2 separate regions of the Homo sapiens genome follow, and region 2 is linked to region 1. The links are chromatin loops, found by intact Hi-C in ENCODE. Cell type or tissue: endothelial cell of umbilical vein. All regions are shown on one strand.

Evidence for each region. A loop is a pair of places that touch in the nucleus more often than their neighbours do. Peaks named below come from ENCODE experiments on the same cell type or tissue, not always from the same donor. Only the 100,000 strongest peaks of a DNase experiment are listed, where the experiment ranks them.
Region 2: it touches region 1 in a loop (22-fold over the local background); 11 of 110 quality-filtered maps call a loop at or near these places.

Annotation. Positions count from the first base shown.
Region 1 is chr6:8,207,608-8,215,607 of GRCh38, reverse strand. All of the region lies in intron 2 of LOC105374910 (a long non-coding RNA gene), which reads right to left. Among named protein-coding and RNA genes, the nearest start is that of EEF1E1-BLOC1S5, 110 kb to the right of the region's middle. In endothelial cell of umbilical vein, no CTCF peak of the experiment used is centred here; no DNase peak of the experiment used is centred here; H3K27me3 peaks cover 458 bases.
Region 2 is chr6:8,063,435-8,071,434 of GRCh38, reverse strand. It overlaps BLOC1S5 (biogenesis of lysosomal organelles complex 1 subunit 5), which reads left to right and starts at 7,046. Exons shown (of 5, transcript NM_201280.3): 1 at 7,046-7,170. The coding sequence starts at 7,059. It overlaps BLOC1S5-TXNDC5 (BLOC1S5-TXNDC5 readthrough (NMD candidate)), which reads left to right and starts at 7,021. Exons shown (of 13, transcript NR_037616.1): 1 at 7,021-7,170. All of the region lies in intron 3 of EEF1E1-BLOC1S5 (EEF1E1-BLOC1S5 readthrough (NMD candidate)), which reads left to right. RefSeq lists enhancers at 5,463-5,612, 5,623-5,722, 7,413-7,602, 7,212-7,838. In endothelial cell of umbilical vein, no CTCF peak of the experiment used is centred here; DNase peaks (open chromatin) are centred at 6,944 and 7,534; H3K4me3 peaks cover 935 bases; H3K27ac peaks cover 1,647 bases.

The DNA of each region.
Region 1 (8,000 bases):
ATAGCAAGACCTAATCTCTACAAAAAAGAAAGAGAGAGAGAGCGGATCACCTGAGCCCAGGGGGTCCAGGCTGCAGGGAGCTATGATCACACCACTGCACTCCAGCCTAGGCAACAAAGCAAGACCCTGTCTGTAATAAAATAAAATAATAAAAAATAAATGTAAACAAATGATTTACTGTGGATACATGATTCTTGGTGACTTCTAAAATTTCAGTCAGTACAATATCATCTACACAATAAGTAAAAATAAAAAATCTTCAACAAAAATTTAAACAACTTTTGAAATAATTGATAATCCCAAGGTACTATTTCCCTTTCAGGAATTTTCTTTACTTCCAAACATGAGCAGGATTGGGTGTTTTATTTTCCCCCTGATTAACAATTTATTTTCTTTTAAAAATTATCGTAACAGTAAAATTCTCTTTGTTCTCTTTGGGTACACAGGTCTATGAATTTTAATACACAGATAGATTTGTGTAACCACCACCAAAATTGGGATATAAAACAGTTCCATTACCTGTCCCCCCAAAATTGGTGGAATTTGGGTTCCCAAATTTTTACAGCTTTCTCTCTTTTCCTAATTCCTCTTTGCTTCCACATTTGCAGACAACATTTTTAAAAAATAAAATTAAGTATTGTTTTGCAAAATCATCCAGAAAATTCATATTCTCCTCGAAGTCACAGAAGACAAAAGAGGGCTGAGACTCGAAGGCTCAGAACTACTGTGGCAAAATCTTGAGGTTAACTGAATCTGAGTGAGAAGTATACACAGCCTCCTGGTTTGAGCTCCCAGATGGAGAACAAGTTTGCTCAGGTTCAAGAGTGTTGTACTTGGACCTTCCTGAGGATGGGAAATTCTCTACAGTGGTCTCTTTATTGTATTGCCAGAGTCAAACCCAGAAGAAAGTCCAGGCTGTCTCAGAGCCAGTAGTGACCTCTAAACTCTCAGCCTCAAAGTTGGAAGGCAAAGCACCCCGCTGCCTGGGGATTGCATCAGAGCCCCAAAATGGGTCACCGGCAGAAAGCAGAAACAAGTCAGGTAATTTCTTCTGTTTCAGCTTCCAGGGCAATGGAAACTATGGAATCTATACACCCAAAAAGTTTCAAATCACAGAAAAGCTCTCAGATTCTTCAATTATTCATATTAACAACTATGGGTAAAAGAATAAGCCTTCAGGAGATGACAGAATTGCCTTCATTTGGGGGCTATTTCCAGCCCCTGTATACTTTTAACTCCATTCATGCTGAAGAGCTGAAGGTCTTTTAATACTGCCTTTGATTTACGGAAGGGAAAAAAAAGATGGTATTACTGAAAAGACCCATTACTCCTGTGCCTCGTCATGTAGTTCAATGTTAAGTACTCTACAAAACTGAATCCTTGGTGGAATGCAATTCTGTAATTCAATCGAGAGATCTTGCTAATGTCCCAGTCTGCAAGAACATAGCTTAAGGGTTTAGGTTTAGAAGGAAACCTTGCAAACCAGAGATGGAATTACAGCCTGCCTCTTCAATCAAGAGATGAGTGAGGGTTGTTTGCAGTGTAATATTAAACAATTATTAAGATTTTTTCAAAGAAAGTGAAAGAATTATAAAGTTACGTTTGTCTCTGTGGGAAGGTAAAGGAAGAAGAAAAGACAAAACACCAGATGGGCAAAATGTTGATCACTGTTGAAGCTGGATGTTTAGAAAATGGGGACTGAGTATACCATTTTCTCTACTTTCCTATGCATTTTTACAATGCCCATAAGAAAAAGTTAAAAAAAAAAAAGATGCCACCAAAAGTACTATGATAGGAAAATAACACTTCTGAAAACTCATGGAATTTGTAGATGTTTCTCACTTGTGTATTAAATGTCAATATAAATAAATATTATGTGATAACTTTTGCAAGATTATAGGGCCCTTAGTGGGTATAAATGAAGACTTACTGTCAGTGCTGGGGTCAGATATCTTCTAAGTGGACTAAAGGAAGTTTCTTATGTAATGAAGCCTGTGCAGTTGTCTCATTACGTATTATTCACACAGACACTTGCATGCAATATTAGATACAGTCATGCACATCACAACGTTCCTATCAACAATGGACTGCATATCCAACAGAGGTCCTTGAAAGATTATAATACATATTCTTACTGTAGCTTTTCGATTTTTAGACATGCAAATATGTGCCATTGTGTTCCAATTGCCTACAGAATTCAGTAATGTAACATGCTGTATAGGTTTGCAGTCTAGGAACAACAGGCTATGCCATATAGCCTAGGTATGTAGCAGGCTGTACCACCTAGATTTGTGTAAGTACACTCTGTGATGTTCACACAACCATGAAATCACCTAACAATGCACTTCTTGAGACATACCCCCATCATTAAGCAATACATTACTGTGTACATATTCAGACTTCCAAATAAAAAAATTAGAATGCTGGAGACAGGCTATTTGCATCACAAAAAGGCCATTGCCATATTCCTTTAAACACCACTGCATATTAATAATACGGCTCAAGAATTTCTACTTATCTAACAATCTGTTTCTTAGCTCTAGCTACAATTATACTCTTCTGGGGAGCATTTGAAAAATACTTACTCCCAGTCTCTACTCCAAACCAGTGAATCAAGCTGTCCAGATGATTTTAAAATGCATCCAGGATTGAAGGCCATGAGGCTACTGCTCTCAGGAACAGAGCTAAGACTTAGAGTAAGGAGAGTTCTTCAGAACTTATCAGGATAACCCATCAAGATGCCATATTGTTTGGAAACCTCAAACATTCATGCTAAGTAGGGAGGTATCTGCTGTGGGGAAATTAAATTATAATGAAAGTCATAATATGCTTAATGTTAAATAGAATTATCTACGTGAAAATGGAAGAAAAAAATAAAGCCAGATTTCTTCCCCAAACCTCTGACTGATGGACCCTAGGCTAGACCTTTCAAATGTAAAATAAATTTAATTTCTGGCCCAGCACAGTGCCTCATACCTGTAATCCCACACTTTGGGAGGCCGAGGTGGGCGGATCGCTTGAGTCCAGAAGTTCAACACCAGCCTGGGCAATATGGAGAAACCTCATCTCTACTAAACATACAAAAAATTAGCCAGGTATGGTGGAATGTAACTGTGGTCCCAGTTACTTGGGAGGCTGAGGTGGGAGAATTGCTTGAGTCCAGAAGGTCGAGGCTGGAGTGAGGCATGATCGTGCCCCTGCACTCCATCCTGGGCAACGGGAATGAGACCCTGTCTCAAAAAATAAATACATAAACTTTACAAAATGAAAAACTAAAAATATTTAATTTATTTAAAGGCATAATTAAACCAATAATTACATTATTATTTGAATAAAATAAATTGTGATTGCTACAAGTTATAAAATGGCCATAATCATCATTGTCACTCTGCAAACATCTCCTACCTCCACCTCATCTGTGCCCCATTTGGGAATCCGTAAAATGTATGTTGATGAGGCAGCTGGGTTAAACCCACAGTTCCCATAGGGGAGGGGTAGTTTTCACCAACACCAAGGGAAAGGCCTTACCCTGAGCTCTCTTCTCTCTTCTGACAAGCAATAGTTTTTAACGGTGTGGGCACAAGTTAAAACCAGACTTGTATCCTTACTGGAATTCTGTTACCACTAAAATTAAGCATTGGGCGTAGATGGGACCCCCAGTGAAGGCCCAAGGAGCTCCAAGAGCCCAGCCCCCAACCATTCCCATTCTGCCTTCTCACAGCTTGTCAGCTTTCCAACCCTAAGCCTTTTGTCTTTTGATGTTTATGGTTTATGTTCATGTTTCGGCTTTAACTTTTAACATGTTTTTACTTCCTTATAGAATTTAAATGCAGACTCCCAGTGCTGGAAGGTCTGAATTATTCTTTCACCTATGGGCCATGCCGTAAGTCCTGAACTCAACCATCAACATCAGAACCTACCATGCAAAATTTCCTTTCTTCTCTATCCAAGATTGAGTCTAACACACCATATAAGTTAGTCCTAATGGGACTAAAAATCCAAAATCAAAATGGCTTTCTCTGGATCTTATCTGGCATCATCCAATTTTTCTGTCTTTTAAAACAATTATTTTGTGATCAGCCTACATCATTCCTAAATCAGCTGCTAGGTAAGAAGTATCAGAGTAACTAAAGAAGTACCTAGAACTTAAGCTCTTAAGCTTGGAAATAAGACAGACTTGGAATCCGGCTAACTCTGACATGTTGGCCAGGTTATTGACCTCTGTGAAACGAAGGAGAGACACCTGCAGTGTCTAAAAAGTGGATTGATGGGAGAATCAAAAGAGATCAGCATCCAATACACTCTCATTAATATGCATCATTAGATACTAGCAGAGAGGTACAGGAATGCACAGAAATGTTGTTAGAAGGGTGTCTTCCCAAACTGATGGCAGCTCGGAGACGGGAGACTGAATTGAGATATGTGAAATACGACCTGCCAATCTTACTCTGGGTACTCGTGTATTATTTGAGCTGCTTATAATACTGCAGTGAAAATATATTATTGAGTCCCTTTTAAAGAACAGTTTGTCCTCCTCTCTTTATCAGATACTAAATGTAACCACTTATTAACAATGCTGCCAAGGAGATGAAGTAAGCAGGGGGAAAATATCCTGACTTGTGGTGGGTTGGGTGATGGTGGATCAGCAACGGCTTGAGGACTCTCTAGTGAAACACGCAGTAGGAGGGAAATAAAGACACAGTAAGGAGGCTGAGGAGAGCAGTTCACTTGAGGTCAGGAGTTCGAGACCAGCCAACATGGTGAAACCCCATCTCTACTAAAAATACAAAAAATTAGCCGGGCATGGTGGCAGGTGCCTGTAATCCCAGCTACTCGGGAGGGAGGCTGGGGCAAGAGAATTGCTTGAACCTAGGAGGCAGAGGTTGCAGTGAGCTGAGATCACACCACTGCCCTTGAGCCTGGGCGACAGAGTGAGACTCTGCTTCAAAAAACAAACAAACAAAAAAAGGTCTGGACCAGACTACCGCATTATCATTGGAAATTGGCTCAGTAGGAACTGAGCAAAGTGGACATTTTCAACCACACCCTCCCCATCACAGTGATGTGCCTCATGGCATGCGATTCCTTGGAAGAGAGTTAGGAAAAGCTCTAGGTAAAGTTTGGTGGTCCTGGGAACTCTCTTCCATGGAATCTCATGCCCTAGAACTTTGCGTTTGATGAGATTTGATTAGCTTGATGGGTTTGTCTGTCTAATCACAGGATAGTCTTTTCTATCTTTTTCTCTGTTCCCAGCATCAATTCTTATTTAGGGGAAGGAGGTCGGGGAGCAGGTTCATAAACATACATTTCTTGCTTTCTATGCTCAAGGCTGTCTGTTCTTAAACCAACAGTGTCACCTGTCACACAATATCAGAAGGGGAGACAAGCCCTCCTGGCTTTGGCCTAGCCTGATTTCAGCTGCAAGCAAATAAGAGACCAGTATCAGCTCACCTCTATCCCACTAATGCTTTTGAGGATCCATCTCCCCTCAGAATGGGAAGGCCTCCAGTACAAAAATGATAATGCATGGGTGGTACAATCACAGCCAAATGCAAAAGTCATTGCTGAAATACTTTAGTGTACAGTGATATATTTAATCTTTACAAATACACTGTTTAATCCTCTTCTATAGATAAGATGTGAATTATTATCCGTATTTTACATGTGACCCAACTGAGGTTCAGAGAGATGATGGCTTATTCACTCTCATGCTGCCTGTCGGAGCACAGACAGACTGACATTTTCTTATTCCTAACCTAGTGCCCATCCTACTGGATCACAGCTGCCCGGTCACTATTCAGCACATACAGGCACTAAGCAAAGCACAGAACTGGACACTGCAGAGGAAACAAGAACAAAAGTTCCTGCAGCCGCTCAAAATCCAACAAGGAGAAGACTTTCATGGGATGAAAAAATAACTGTGATACCAGTACTAAACATTCGAAAATAGGTAAGAAAAATCAATACAGGCCAATAAAAGCTATGGGACCTGAGGATTCAAACTGAGTAAAAGGGAAGATTTTTTTTTCAACAAACAGTTCTTCACAAATATTTATTGAGCACCTACTGTGTGTCAGGAAATTTTCTCCAAGATTGAAGACCTTGTACTTTTCTTTTCCTGCCTCTCACAGCATTTGGAGAATCTGGGGGTGGGGGAGATATGAAAGAATACACCTGGATGACTTTTTGGGGTCCAGGGAGTGCATAGTTGATGGGACCTTCCTTCCATGAATGGTGGATGATGCTGGGCTGAGACCCAGGACGTCGTGCTCAATTACACATTTGCACATGGCTGTCTCGTGCCCATCCCCCATCGAACAATCCATACCTTGACCATTCATGGGACCAGATTAGGCTTTAGAATCTACCTAATGTACCATGAAATGTGTAGTGTCTCCAGTAATCAAAGCGGCCATGCTGACCCGACCTCCTTGGTAGTCAGGTAGACCTGTCAGGCTCCGCAGCCGTATTCTTCTGCTTTTTATCCTTTCAAGTCACTGTGGGAAAATAAATCTCAGTGCAACTCCTTCCAGCTCATCAGTCTTCCCAGTTCACCCATCCACATCCACATCCTTTATTTTTCTGTTTTCCTGAAGCAGTTTCTCCTACATCCCAATCGGAGCCTGCCCCCAACCAGGGTAGCTGAAAAGGTGATCCCAAAAAGGATTTGGGGTGTTATTTTCTTCAGAGGAATTGTGTTTTTTTAAAAACATGTTTTATTTGTTGCTAATTTGAGCGATAGTATTTGCCACAGACAAAGTTGCATGCTTAACACTGGGCCCCGAGCTGACCCTAAGTGGTTTTAAATCTAACTCAATTAAGCAATATCACATTTAACTAATTAATTAGCAAAGGCTGTGTGCTTACTGTATGCCAGAAGTTGCATATAGAAAAATAATTGATCTCATTTATTACATGATCATTTTTCAAGGAAGTTATTGTTAAATCCATTTGAATGAAATAGATAACTGAGATTGAAAGAGGTTAAGACATTTGCCTTAGTCTCATACCTTTGTTTCATACACACTTCCATCACCTCCACGTAGACCCTCTGTTCTGTCAGGCTGTTCTCCTCATTAAGCCATCCATTTCACAATGTCCTTGACCTTTGAGTCCTGTGGTCCATCACCCTGGCTTGGAATATCCTCATGAATGCCCGTTCACACCCCACTTACCCTTTGTAGTCAAGAAAGCTCCTAAATCCTGTTGAACTTTTCTTGACCACTCTAGTCTAGTCCACAAAGTTCTCCCTCTCTTCTGAACTCTTCCACAGCAGCCAATAGGGAGCCTCTGTGCCATTTCTTTAAAGGATTGTATTTGAGAACTTTGGTGATTAGTTCCATATCCTATATTTTGTACCATTCATAGTGTTGTACACATAGTAGATGATCAATAAACACTTGACCAACTGACGGATTGACTGTTTCTAAACCAGTCTCCTGCACTGTTGGAGATCTTAGAAAGATAAAGGAGGTCCTATAAATGTTTATTTTTCAATAAATCTATTTTTATATTCTTCTGATGGAAGGTAGGAAATTAATCTCCTTTTTGCATACTATCTTTTGCCACACTCTTTTTAAAAGTCTCAATTCTAGATTATACTCTTTTTTATCCCATCAGCAAAAATTTAACCATTTTCATTTCTTGGACCAAATGCAAAATGTGAACTTAGTGACTCCAATTAATTATAGGGAGTTCTTACTAACCAAATCAGGGATTCTCTGTCCAAGAACGAAAAGCTGATGAAGGTCTTAAAATCCACCAACAGCTCCGCCACTTCTTACACTGCCCCATTCGTAGCTACAATCAGAACTGAGTTGCCTTTGTTCCCCTAGAAATGATCAGCTGACACCCATCAGATCCGCTGATGTACACACAGGGTTAGGTCGACCAGGGCCCGAAGATTTCTGCATGCCACTCTTTGTGCAGCCTAACGATACATGATTTTAAAGTTCTTAACCCACCTCTCCTCCCTGCCCCCCAGAACTAATCTATATGCT
Region 2 (8,000 bases), 140 kb after region 1:
TCAACTCCCCTGATTAGACACATGTCCCTATTCCATGTGAAACTTTTAGGAACAGACCAAAAATTCCAAGTAGGGAAGAATCACTCTTCAGTCAAACGTCTGTGAGCTTTTTCATTAATTAGAATAAAAACGAGTTTTAAAACAAATAGAAATTATAGAATGGGAACAATGTCAAACAACCACAGCCATGCTTATACCCAAGCATCCAAGAGATCATGAAGTATTTTGTGTAGTTCTGCAGTTGTGAGTCTCTTCCCAAGCAATGACTATCACAATATGGTAGAAAAGGTGACATAGCTCCAAGAATGACATAATCATCCATCCATGACCCGACTTCCCAGTTAAACACCCCATCTCCCACCCCCAGTTCAGCAAAAAGATTATTCACTAAGGCTTTTAGCAGATATATAGGAATTCTCATGGTTACTCCCAGTTACACCTAAAATTAAGATGGCCAGATATGTAGTAGTTTATTTGCTAGCAGTACTGGTAAACTCCCACTTACCCCACCCAATTATACCTGAGCCCACGGTTAACCACAGTCAGTAATAGGCACATTAGATCTCCCACAGGGATGAAGAAGGCAGGAAGGGAGGAGTGGAATGAATGTGAACGATCATCCACTGCCAGCGCATCATACTGTCAGTGCCCCCTTAAAAATGTAATTCGTGGCCAGGCGCGGTGGCTCACGCCTGTAATCCCAGCACTTCAGGAAGCCAAAGTGGGCAGAGCACCTGAGGTCGGGAGTTCACAACCAGCCTGATCAACGTGAAGAAACCTTGTCTCTAGCAAAAATACAAAATTAGCCAGGTGTGGTGGTGCATGTGTGTAATCCCAGCTATTCGGGAGGCTGAGGCAGGAGAATCGCTTGAACCCAGGAGGCAGAGGTTGCAGTGAGCCGAGATCGCACCACTGCACTCCAGCCTGGGGAACAAGAGCAAAACTCCGACTCAAAAAAAAAAAAATGTAATTCATGAGAGCCCTGCTGAAATTCCATTCAGAATAGCAAGTCTGCCCAGAATAGCTTCAAGATATGTTGATAAAAATTTAAGCGGTTATATTGTTACGACGGAATAGAGCTCTATTATAATCAGGTACATGTACATCACACCCAAAGATAAAATACACTATTTGACAAGTGGTCAAATTAGAATTATTGTGAACTACAGCTTTTTCATTTATATTTTTTTCTAACATTTGACTTAATTCCTTTTTAAAAAGTCAGATGTTGCATGAACTTTAATATGAATCTAGCTTTGGCAGGGCTGTGGTAGTTTAATGGATTAGAGCATTTAGCTTTTTACCCCAGAGAGCAGTATTTCTTCTTTCTCTGTATAATTAGATAATCTGCTACTGCCCATTACCAGGGCACTAAATTTCAAATTCTCCATACACCTGAGCAGGCTGCTACATATCTGGCCATCTTAATTTTAGTCTTGATTTATTGAAGTGGAATTACATTCCTAACTCTTCCTGGAGCACTGGGTGAATTTTATTGCAAAAGCAATGGGGAGAAAGTTACCGTCATATATCTCTCTTGCTGGGCAGAGCTTTTAGATACACAAGGGGCTCCACATCCCACTGCTCTGTGTCTTGTATGCTGGATTTATAACACCGTGAAGCCCAGCTCTAGGGTTACACAGAGGCATATCAGAGATGAGATGAGGAATTTGATTCTGCAATAATGATTACTTGTTGCTGGCGCCCACATTCCTGCAGGCTTTGCCTTTATTCCCAATACTGCTAGCAAATAAAACTAATTCCAACTGCTACCTAATCTAGCAAAACTCATCTTTCACTTAAGGAAGGGAGGCCAAAAGAAGGTAGGCAGGAAGGCAGGAGAATTTGAGATGCTGGCCATTTTTTTGCTGTTATCTCAAGGATTTCTGCTTCCATTATCATGATTCCTTTAGGAATATTTTAATCTTTTAAACTTTTGTTTCTTTGGGGGTAATGAAAGCATTGCATCTTTTCCAGCACAGTGAGTTAATTTAATGGCTCATTCGTGCTGTCTCTTCCACTTCAAAGAGGCCAGGTCCCTAGGGCTAGCCAATTGTATTATGGCTCCTGCAGATTTGGCTTGCCATTCCTGCTGGGTGTCATCTGTCCTCGAAGTCTTGCAGTGGATAATTTTTGTTCTCCCCACCTTCATCTGCTTGAGAAATTTGTGCCTCGCAGGCCTGTCTGTCCAAGTTAAGCTTGAAATACAGTAGCCATACGACCAATTTGACAAGGCATAGCTCTAAACAATAAGGCCACAGGCTTGCTTTGAGCAAGATGAGAAACTTCCAGCCACCTGATTACAAATTCCAAAGCTTCTTTGGTGCAGTCGATAAACTAGTCTGTTCATGTAATGTAAGTTCTCCTTCTCCCCCATCCCCATTTTTCCTGACCTTCTGCAACACACATACCTTGTCATAAAAACCCTTAGAAGTTTTAAACTCTTTGACCTCATGAAGTTTCCAGTTCCTGACCATTTTCACCATTTGGTTTGAACCCTGTCACTTGGATAAAAGAACTCTATCATTGACTCTCATTATCAGATGCTGAGGAAACAGGTAATAGACATTGCAATAAAGCACTGGTTCGCAGACTTAGCATGCGTGGGAATCACCTGGGGCTTCTCAAACCACAGATTTCTGGGATCCAATTTGAGTTTCTGATTCAGGAGGAGTCTAATACTGCTGCTGTGATGACCATACCATGAGAACCACTGTACTACACGTGTCCAAAGCTTAGGTGACAGGCATACGTAGAGCTAGCTGCATGCACACAACAACTCATGCTTTTGTCTTTTTGCACAGCTGAGTCCAGTTTAATGAAGGTGTGCCCAGGGTGGTGGATGGAATGCATTCTGTGTTCCAATGGGTTGGCTTTGTCACCGGAGCAGTTACTTTCTAGTGGCTCTTGCAGTAAGCCCTGCGTGTTCTCCAAATGATGGAGCTACACCAGAAGCTTCTCTAGGGGGAACTAGCAGCATTTGGTACAGGAAGATTCAGCACTGGATTATAAAATTGCTTCAGCCTAGAAGACCGCTAATGCTAATACAAAGTGTGCTACTTCACACTAAACTGGCTTTCATGTCCAGTGTGCCCTAAGCATTTCCAAAACTTTTTTTTTTTTTTTGAGATAGAGTCTTGCTCTGTTGCTCAGGCTGGAGTGCAATGGTGCAATCTTAGCTCACTGCAACCTCCGCCTCCCAGGTTCAAGTGATTCTCCTGCCTCAGCCTCCCAAATAGCTGGGATTACAGGTGTTTGCCACCACACCCGGTGCTAATACTAAAATTTTTTGTATTTTTAGTAGAGATGGGGTTTCACCATGTTGGTCAGGCTGGTCTTGAACTCCTGATCTCAGGTGATCCACCCACCTCAGCCTCCCAAAGTGCTGGGATTACAGGTGTGAGCCACCGCACCCGGCCGCATTTCCAAAATGTTATGAGATTGCTACACAGTAATATTTAGTACCTCACCCAAAAGACCACCTACTCTTTTTTTGTTTTTGTTTTGAGACAGTTTCGCTCTTATTGTCCAGGCTGGAGAGCAATGGTGCAATCTCATGTCACCGCAACCTCCGCCTCCCGGGTTCAAGCGATTCTCCTGCCTCAGCCTCCCAAGTAGCTGGGATTACAGGCATGTGCCACCATGCCCAGCTAATTTTGTATTTTTAGTAGAGACGGGGTTTCTCCATGTTGGTCAGGCTGGTCTCGAACTCCCGACCTCAGGCGATCCGCCCGTCTCAGCCTCCCAAAGTGCTGGGATTACAGGCATGAGCCACCACGCCCAGCAAGACCACCTACTCTTTTCTCCTCCTTTGCTTTAATCAGTTTTTGCATTTTTTAATTTTTTAACCCATTTCTAAAATAGGTTAGACAAACAAAAATAAGAAATAATGTCAATAAAAGATGTTGCAGAGGAAATCTCATGGAGTGGATGTGATAGAACACAAAATAAACTTAGGAGTCCCTCTATCTCCCACCCTGTGCCAATTATGGTTCCCCTTGATGGGCTTATACTAAGGAATAAATTATAATTTTATTCTTGGTATACATGTAATAACTCATTTATTTTTTAATTTTCAAAAGATTCAACATGGGATTACAGCAAAAAATTTCCCCCAAAGTCAGAACTTTACTTCTACTAAATTGACAATATCTCCATGATTTAGATGTCTTGAGTCTCAAAAAGCACAGTAATTGGAAAAATCCCTTTACAATCCCATGCTTATATTTGTATATGATATTGATTCTCCAATCTTGTATAGAGGTTATGATGTGAGTACAGCTATTCTTAAAAACATAAAGGTACTTAATGTATGATTTCATTTCTATAATATTTTTGAGGTGAAAAAGTTTTTAGAAATAGAGGACAGATGATAGGTTGCCAGAAGTCAGGGTGGGGACAGGGAGGAAGGTAAATGTGGTTATAAACAGGAACCTTAACGAGATCCTTATGGCATCAGAACTGGTCAGTATGCTGACTGTGATGATAGATGCATAAATCTACATGTAATAAAATTGCATAAACTTAAACATATACACACACAATGAATACAAGGAAAACTGGTGAAATCTGAATAACATTGGTGGATTGTATCAATGTCAATATCCTGGTTGTAACATTAGCATTTGCAAAATGTTACCACTGGGGGAAACTAGGCAAAGTGTAAAAGGAAACTCTATTATTTCTTACAACTGCATGAGAAGCTACAAATACCTCAATAAAAATTTCATTTAAAAATACAGGGAAAGTCTTGTCAATCCAGAGACAATAAGAGACAATACAAGACCTTCAGGGAAAGGATAAGAGTCCCATTTTAGCCTCAAAACTCTTGAGATTTCATGGGTCAAAGACCAAGGACACACTCATAGCAGCTGAATGTGCCAGGCGAAATGGCACTGCCAATGTTGCTTCTCAGTCTCCTAGCTGTCTGAGCCGCAGTGTAAAGATTTATATAAAAGCGGAGAGAGAACAGAGGCATATGCTGGACCTCACCATCCCAGAGAACAATACAACTTAATAGTGTATAATCAAATGGCTAGAACACATATTCACAGGCTACAAGCAACAGACTTGCAGAAAAGTAATTGTGTACTTATTCAGTGTTGGCTCCCCTGCAGGCTGCATGAGGAAAGGAAAAGGCTGCATTAGTCTTGTTCACCACTGTGTCTTAGCTCCTAGCACTATGCTGGGCACGTAGCAGCTGCTCAATAACGTATTTGTTAAATGTTTTTGAATGAAAAAATGAAAAGCCCATGTGGCCTGTTAAAGTTAATATGGCTTCTCTCTCCCTTCTCTCCAAATCTCCCTTCCCCACTCTCTCTTCACCCACCACCTATGCTTAAACACATACACAGAGACACAGAGGCAGTTGTTTCTGCCACATACAAGTCAGGCAGTCATTTAACCTCTCTGTGCCTCAGCCTCCTCGTCTGTAAATGAGGACATTAATAATAACTACTTCAAAGGCCGGCCATGAGGATTAAATGAATGCAAATTTGTAGACCACTTACAGTATTACCTGGCATGTAGCAAGTGCCATGTAAGTGTTTGTTAAACTGCAGTGCTATCCGAAGTTAGCACAGACTTCAGAGGTCAAAGCATGGTCCTCCTCAAGACTCCCCTTCAGACACCTGCCACAAGCTTTGGGGTTCCCAGGCCACCTGCACTTCTGACCAGCTGTCTCTGTCATATGCCCAGGGCCTGAGCACTGTCTGCTAGGGTGCCTCAGTTCTCACCCACGCAGCTTCTCTCTACACATGATGTTTCATTGCTATTCGCTTTACTCCCTCAGGTTTCACAGAATGACTCATAGAACTCAAGAAAGTGCTTTCCTTGCTATTACAGTTTTATTATAAAGGACACATATCAGGACCAGCCAAATGAAGAGATGTATAGGGCGAGATGTGGGAGATTTCCCAAATAGAAGCTTACGTGTCCTCAGGAACGCTTCCCCCTCCTGACACTTTGATGAATGATTATCGACCAGTAAGCTCACCTGAGCTTCCACATCCAGAGTACTCACTGGGGTTCCATTATGTAGGCATAGTTGGTTAAATCACTGGCCACATGGCTGAACTCAGTCTCCAGCCCCAATCTGCTCCCCAGAGGTGGGCCTGCTTATGTGACTCAAAGCCTAAGCCCTCATGGTTGGCCGGCCCTTCTGGTGTGGCCAGCCTCCATTCTGAAATCATCTTGGGCCCTCCATGAGCCATCTCATTAGCATAAACTCAGGTGTATTTCCAGAGGCCCACCATGAATAACAAAGACACTTCTATCACTTGGGAAATTCTAAGGATTGAGGGTACCTCCCAGGAACCAGAGTCAAAGTCCAGTCAAATTCTTTATTATACAACGTGAGTTTACTGACTTGAACAGAAAGAGGGAGCAAGAGAAGCATTCTAGGAAACAGGTGTCTAAAAAGAAAGGCAGGAATAGTCAGCCACACTCATGGCATAGTAGGGAAACAGCCCCCAGCTAATTGGCTTTGCTATACAGTAGTCCCCCCTTATCTGAGGTTTCACTTTCTGTGGTTTCATTACCCGCAGGACGGTACAATAAGATATTTTGGGAGAGAGACTACATTCACATAACTTTTATTAAATTGTTCTAATTGTTCATCTCTTACTGTGCCTAATTTATAAACTTTATCATATGTATATACAGGAAAAAACATAGTATATACATGGTTCAGTACTATATGCAGTTTCAGGAATCTACTGGGGGTCTTGGAATGTATTCTCAGCAGATATGGGAGGACAACTGTACTGGAATGCACCAGCTTTGAGCCAAATAACCAGGGCTCTGAGTTTAGCTCCAAAGTTCAAGCACCTTCCTATTCTAGCAGCATCCGCCCTGATCCAGCATGGCGGCAAGAGCTTCTGCCAGTTCACAGCCTGACTACACGGCAGGCGCCTTTCCGGAACCGCCCGCTGGGTAGATTAAATTTCTCCGGCGCCCTGTAATGACACACACACAAAAAAAACCCGGGCGCGCCTTGTAAGAGGGCGGCCGGGTTTGCGCAGGCGCAGCGTGGCCGCGGGTGGGCGGAACTGGTCGGGATGAGTGGCGGAGGGACAGAGACCCCTGTGGGTTGTGAGGCCGCCCCGGGCGGTGGCAGCAAGAAGAGGGACTCCCTGGGGACTGCGGGCTCAGCGCACCTCATTATCAAGGGTACGGAGTGTCAGGGCTATAGTTCCTGGTGGATCCCAGCACAGCCTCATCTCCCAGGCGGCGCCCTCTGACCCGGGCCGACCCCCGGGTCCCGGGCTGGCGCGCGTGCGTTTGTGCGGGTGGGGGAGTCGTGGTCGGTCCCCGCCTTTTTCCCCGCGCCAAATGCGTCCCACCACAACCAACCAGCCCAACTCTTCGTGTTTCCCCGCTTTCCTCTGTCGCAGCCTGAGCCATCAGGCCCGCCCCCGTCCATTCCGCAAGCTCAGGACCCCTGGGCGCAGAGCCTTTGGGCAGCCTCGCCACCGACGTGTAGTGGAAAGGGCATTGGACCTGGGAGGCGGGAGGCAGTCGCTTAGGAGTTGAGTGACTTCGGGTCACTGGCTTTACTCACTCTCCTACCCGATCTGTTCCTGGTCGTGCGAGGAGTAAGTGAGATACACTTACGAAGGCGCTCTATAGCACTGTAAAGAACCATTCACGTTCAGAAATGTCCATGTGTTCTGTGTGCTTTGAGCTGGGAGAAGGTTACAACCTAGATTCTCACAGAATCTGCTTTAGGTTTGACTCCTAAAGCTCACAACGCTGTTTGCTGCGTGAAAGTCTTTGACAGTTGAGTTGTAGTGCTTTATATATACCAGATATAAAGTGCTTATATACAGTGCTTGTATTATTTTTTCTACTTGACATGCTTAAGAAGATATGTACTAATAAAATTCATTAAAATAGAGAATTGAAACCTGCCCATCGTATGTCTGCAAAAATGAAAAATTTGGGGAACATTGCCAGTGAATGAATATGAATAATACATTGTCTTAGATTTAATTTCTCAA